Linked DNA regions of Homo sapiens: region 2 is linked to region 1. A link is a loop called in an ENCODE intact Hi-C map of the cell type or tissue named here. Cell type or tissue: K562. All regions are shown on one strand. Each heading gives the region's core, and the rest is flanking DNA. Links, peaks and the distances in the headings are about the cores only.

Region 1 (2,903 bases), core at 199-2,698:
CAGAGGAGCACAGGAATGGCCACACCAGTTTTTCTCTCCCATCTTGTTTGCTCTTCCTGGCTTCATTCCCAGGCAGAGCCTCTCCACTCCCTGTCCCAGCAGCTCTGGCCTCAGGTCCTTCTAGCCTCAAGGTTTGATGACAGACACTCGCATCTGTGTCCCAGGGATAACAACACAAGTCCTAGCATCAACAGTGGTTGGCTTGGCTTGGGTTCTGACCCTCTCCCATGGTGGGCACAGGGGCAGGGCGTGCTCTGGCCAGCTGGGGATAGGGTTCTGCCACTCAAACCCCAAGGACTCATCGGGGGGAGGGTTGGGATGGAAGCGCTGCCTGCTGAACCAAGGGGGCAAAGGTTGAGTATGCAAAGCCATCCATGGCCACTGCAGACTCTTCCAGCTTGAACGTTCTTCCCCCACTCCTTCCCCGAAGAGTTCACTCGGCCAACATTTACCCAGCACCTACGGGGCGCCAGACGGTAGAGACACAAAGCACACACAATCGAGTTGAAGACGGATGTCCCTCTGGGGCAGACACGTGGCACAACAGGACACAGTCTTTGGAGCCCCGCCACTTCCTGGGCATCAGCCCTCTGGCCCTCAGTTCTCCTAACGGTCAAATGGAGCAGCAGTGACAGGATCACGGTGACGCCCCGGCTTCCGTGCTGGGCCCCTCGGTGGATGCTCAGCCACTGCTTGTCTTCCTTTCTTTCAAGCATTTAGAGAACAGAGGCAAGATGTAACTGAGATTTCCAAACGAGCTGCTTACGTGCATCCCCTTCGGGGACTTGCAAATGCTTTCCGCCCGTCAGCCTGGACTGTGCCCGGCATGCGAGGTGCCACGTCCTCCTTCCTGTTGACAGGCAGCTGGCGATCAATCGGTGCTAATGAAGCTCTGGTTGTGAGCTCCAGCGCGAGGACAGGCCTCCTGAGCACTCTCCAGACCCACTCCCCAGGCCCACTTTCCTCCCTGTTGAAAATAATCAGTGCTGAGATGTTCCGTGTGTGGTAGAAGAAAATGAGACAGTCTCACATCCAGGCTTTTTGCAGGGTGCAGGGCGTGCCTGCCCAGACACCCTTGAGTAAAAGGGAAAAATGAAATTGGTGAAATGTGGAATAATTTGAAGAAATTAGACCTAGTTTGTCCAAGATTAAGGGTAGTTCTTCATTAAGTGGCCCAATCTTTCTTGCTGGGGAAAAAGCAATCATTTCAGCCCTTTAATTTCCTTAAGCCTCCCTGTAAGGGCGGGTGTGCAAAGGCTTCTGGGGGTGGTTATGAGGTTGTCGTATTTTAATCACCCACGACTGGGCTTGCCAGGAGACACTGCAGACATTTCATAGAATTCTCAATCAGCCACTTTAAAAGCTCACCGAGAACTTTCTCTGGAAGTCCACCCAATTTTCCAGAGGGGAGGAAATTTCCATTCTCCTTGGTACCTTTGGATATGCTAATCCCAGGTAGCTTCAGAGTGGGGGTCCAGGACCTTCACTGGCTGGACCCTCACATTGGGGTCCAGGTTCCTCAGAGACCCTCTTAGCTCCCCAAGGGGTATATTTGCTTCACAGGTCCATGGGAAAACCACGAGAGGGCAGACGGGGGCTCTGGAGGTGGCTGAGAGCAAGAAGAAGGAAAGAACCTTCTAGAAGTTCCCACAGAAAGGAACAGGGGGCTTCAGAGTGGATGTGGGGTTGGGACAGGCACCTCTAAAGAGGGCCTATGTTCTCAGACATGGAAGGTGGGAGGAGTGGTCTGGGGACTGGGCAATGGCCCAGCAAGGTCACCATGGCAGCCCTGGGGCCCACTGAGAAGCACAGGCAAGGAAAGCAAGATTAGGATGAGTCCCTGGGGCCAGGTCTCACAGGGTCTTGGCAGCCTCTGTCCAGACCTGAGATTTGATTCCTGGGGTTTTAAGCAGAGGAGCGACAAGCTCTGATGGATGGTTCTTATAGGTGCACTGAGAGCTGGTAGGAGCTGGACTGTGAGAAGAGGGAGCCCCATGGCCTGGGCTGTGGCAGGAAGCGGCTGCTCAGCCAGGGTGGGTGAGGTTTGGTGGGAGGCAGTGAGGAGCCGCTAGACTTGAGAGTGGCCAGGCCCAGCCCTGTGGAGTTGCCGCGTTTGAAGGCAGTATTGGGGTGGAGGGTGCAAAAATTCCCCTCCACCCCTTCAAGGGTTTTTGGGTGAGAATTAAAGTGATACAAGACAGATCAGCAGGAGAAACGCACACAATTGACAGACCACACGACTCACAGGCATGGGAGCCTTCCTAAGGCCCGGAGGCGCAGTTACAGTTTGAACACGTAGGCACTGCCTGAGACAAAGAGCAGGACGCTTGAAAATGGGCCAAGGCCCAGGGGCCCAGGCTGGGGGCTGGCTGGGTGGAGAAGTGGCTGGGACGATGAGGATTAGTTTAACGAGGTTTGTTTGCACAGAGTTCCGTTGGCCCCAGCTTCCTGTCCTTGGAGATAAGAGTGGCAGTTTCCTTTCAGTATGGGGAGGACATCTTTCACATGGGAATTTCGTCTCCTGCTTTTGAGAAAGAAAATGAAGATCAGAGGGATCTTCTAGCACCTCTTGCTTTTCAGGTCCCTTTAACTCAAAATAATCAACATGCCAGAGTGGCATATTTTGGGGTGCAGATTCTTAATATTGGTAGACCCAACATTTGGGACGTAGAAGGAAAATGTTGTGGTGATGGATAGATGTGTGTGTGTGTGTGTGTGTGTGTGTGTTGGTATGCGTGTTTGAAGATGACCAGAATCCTCATGGAAAACAGCAAGTGTTAGGGACTTGACTGTAGAATGATTGGTGAGGTGTGTGTCGCAGGGAGGGTGGGTGATAAGATGACCCACAACAGCCAGGTGAGGTGGTGTGCAACTGTAGTCCTAGTTACTTGGGAGGCTGAGGT
Region 2 (2,903 bases), core at 143-2,642, 94 kb before region 1:
GTGGTCCTCCGGCTGGGACCCTGGCTGGGCTCTGAGATGCTCCCCACTGGGTTTGGGGGGCTGCACGGGCAGCCAGAAGGCCAGCTCAGGACTTTTTCTGGGGGCACACGACACAGTCGTTTCCCAGGCCAGACAGGTACACAGGATTAATAAGGCCAACACGCTCTCCCGGGGGTGTGCAGCTGAGCTAGCCTTGCTCCAACTGAACCATCAATCACTCCCCGCTAATAGCTCTGCAGGCGGCCACTCTCCCCACCAAATTTAAAGCGAGAATCCGGGCTGCTGGGAGGAAGATGCTGCAGCCCCTAACCACCGTAATTATGAAGTCTTGTTGGGGAGAGATGCTTATCTTTAATGTTAAGTGAACAGAGCAGGAGACCAAACGTCCTGCCTGCGTGTGTGCGTCCATGTGCAGAAACGTCTGCCTGGAAACAGGGCTGCCTGAGACCCTGTCACTTTCAAAGTGGGGATGGAGAAATGAGCTGGGGGCACTTCTTACCATTAAAACTGCAATTAATGATATTGATACCTTATTCTTTTATTTTAAAATGTTATCTTTTCTCTTTACCTTAAAAGGAATCAGTTCACTGTGAAATAGGTGGGAAATACATGAACACAAAGAAGGAAATTGAGACCCCATAAGGCCCTGCCACAGGCCAATGACCAGGGTGGGGGTTTTTGTTATGGGTTTTGCCCCATGGCTAGGTGCATGCACGTTTTGTTGTTTTTACATAGTGGAGATGATTCACTGTATTTTTAATATGTATTTTTAAGTAAGTGACTAGTCCCAGGGGTGGGGCTGAACTGAGAATGCACATTCTGTTAATTTAACCAGTAAATCCGATTTTCAAATTCCCCTTACAGGGAGAGAAAGGAGAATATTTTGCTCACTTTCAATCGTTATCGACTCATCCCCCCAAAGCCGGCAATATCGACCCTGCCTTCCAACACACTTCTGGAGCTTGCCCGGCACACGGGGTTGATGCCGGGCGCTCCAAGGGGGCTGGAGCCCTCACCCCGGCTCACACTGGCCTGAGATGAAGAGGCAGCTACAAAGTGCTGAGGCTCAGGTGGTGTCCCTGGAGGAGGCCTCTCTGTGGTTCTCTGTGACTTAGAAAGTCAGAACTAAGGTTGGAGAAGCTCTGTCCTGGAAAGGCATTCTGGGTGGGGGAATGGCCTAAACAAAGGTGGGGAGGCAGGAACGCAGATGAGGAGGCAGGCGGCCCGCAGTTCAGCTGGCTGGGAACGCAGCCAGCTTTTCTTTGGGTGTAGTCTTTTGCGCCCGGGTCATTCTGAAGAGTGACTTGGACTCTGAAGAGGCTCCCTGGTTACTCCCCACTTTTCCTCAAAGCTCCAGCGCTGCTTCCTCTGGGAAGCCTTCCATGGTTTCTCTGACGGAGACACTCCCCTACTCCAGGCCTGCAGCACTCACCTGCATCTCACACTGCGATGCAAAATTTGTGTGATTAATGGGTTCAAATGTGCCCCCCTCCCCTGGACTTTACAGGGTGCTGGAGCTGCTGGCTTGCTGTTCCCAGTGCCAAGTCCCATATGGGTGCTCAGCCATATGGAAGGAAGGTGCTCACAGTCCCCACAATCTATCAACCCACCCTGCGGGTGGAGGTACCGTGACTGTGGCCCCCACACCCCGCCCCTCAAGCTCCTGCCTGGCTGGAGCGCCCGCCTGGACCTGCCTGGCCTCTCAGCTACTTTGTTGTGAGGTTCTAGGCATGGAGATGAGTTTCTAGTGACTCTGGCTTGTTTTCTTCCCTTTTTTCCTGGTGATCTTTCTGTGTAATTAAAAGACAGCTATTTGGCTGGGTGCGGTGGCTCATGCCTGTAATCCCAGCACTTTGGGAGGCTGAGGCGGGTGGATCACCTGAGGTCGGGAGTCGGAGACCAGCCTGACTAACATGGAGAAACCCTGTCTCTACTAAAAATACAAAAGTAGCTGGGCATGGGGGCAGGTGCCTGTAATCCCAGCTACTCGGGAGGCTGAGGCAGGAGAATCGCTTGAACCCAGGAGGTGGAGGTTGAGGTAAGCCAAGATCGCGCCACTGCACTTCAGCCTGGGCAACAAGAGTGAAACTCCCTCTTAAAAAAAAAAAAAAGAGCTATTCTAGGAGACGAGGCAGCTGGAAGCAGAAACGCTGCTCTCTGCTTATGTGTGTGGAAATTTATTGTCTAGAGTACAGAATTCCGCTCGAGGCTCCAGTGTCAAAACAGACGCTAGGGTGAAGACCCAGCCCAGCCTCCCTCCTCAAGCCTGCTCTGCGCCCACCCTTATCCACATGGTGGCTTCCTGGAGCTCTTGCCGCCCCACTGGGTGAGGTGACAGCCTCCATTTCTTGAGGAGCACTAACTCTGCCAGTCTGATGACATCCACAGAACCTGTGAGCCTCACGCCAGGGGGCAACCCAGGCTGACAGCTGTGGTGTCCACCTGGAACCTGCCCCGGAGGGCTTGGAAGTTGTGAAGCCCATACTCCTTCCACCGGGCATGCTGCTGGTGCTGGGTGCCCCGGGGAGCGCAGCAGCACAGCTCCCACCTCCCTGACACAGAAGCCCAAGCCTGTGCTTCTGCCTGGCCTGGCCGTTTGAGAGGCCCCTTCCTTCCCCCAGAACCGGAAACTCCAGGCAATGTCAAGGTCATGCCTAGCCTGGAGGAAGTGCCTGTAAGCGGCCCAGCCCAGAGCACGGCGGGTGCAGCCCCCAGTGGAGACAGCGGGGTCCAACTTCCAGTACCCACTCATTGGCCGCATGCCTCTAGCACAAAGCTGTCTTTCACCCCACTCTGGTCTACAGAATCCTGGGAAATATATTTTCTGGTTGGAAATCCTTTGTTAGTTGGGCCTTCATGGTACTGGCATCTGTGAGCCCCTTTCGGCACCTCTGGGAATGGCC

Evidence for each region. Hi-C counts contacts between places; a loop is a spot of excess contacts. Peaks named below come from ENCODE experiments on the same cell type or tissue, not always from the same donor. Only the 100,000 strongest peaks of a DNase experiment are listed, where the experiment ranks them.
Region 2: it touches region 1 in a loop (5-fold over the local background); 1 of 110 quality-filtered maps calls a loop at or near these places.

The regions. Positions count from the first base shown.
Region 1 is chr14:100,768,968-100,771,870 of GRCh38, forward strand. No RefSeq gene overlaps it. Among named protein-coding and RNA genes, the nearest start is that of DLK1, 44 kb to the left of the region's middle. RefSeq lists an enhancer at 2,225-2,519. In K562, for the core only: a CTCF peak has its summit at 1,589 (motif pointing right); DNase peaks (open chromatin) are centred at 1,744 and 2,394; H3K4me3 peaks cover 643 bases.
Region 2 is chr14:100,675,105-100,678,007 of GRCh38, forward strand. No RefSeq gene overlaps it. Among named protein-coding and RNA genes, the nearest start is that of LINC00523, 19 kb to the left of the region's middle. In K562, for the core only: no CTCF peak of the experiment used is centred there; a DNase peak (open chromatin) is centred at 1,207; H3K4me3 peaks cover 223 bases.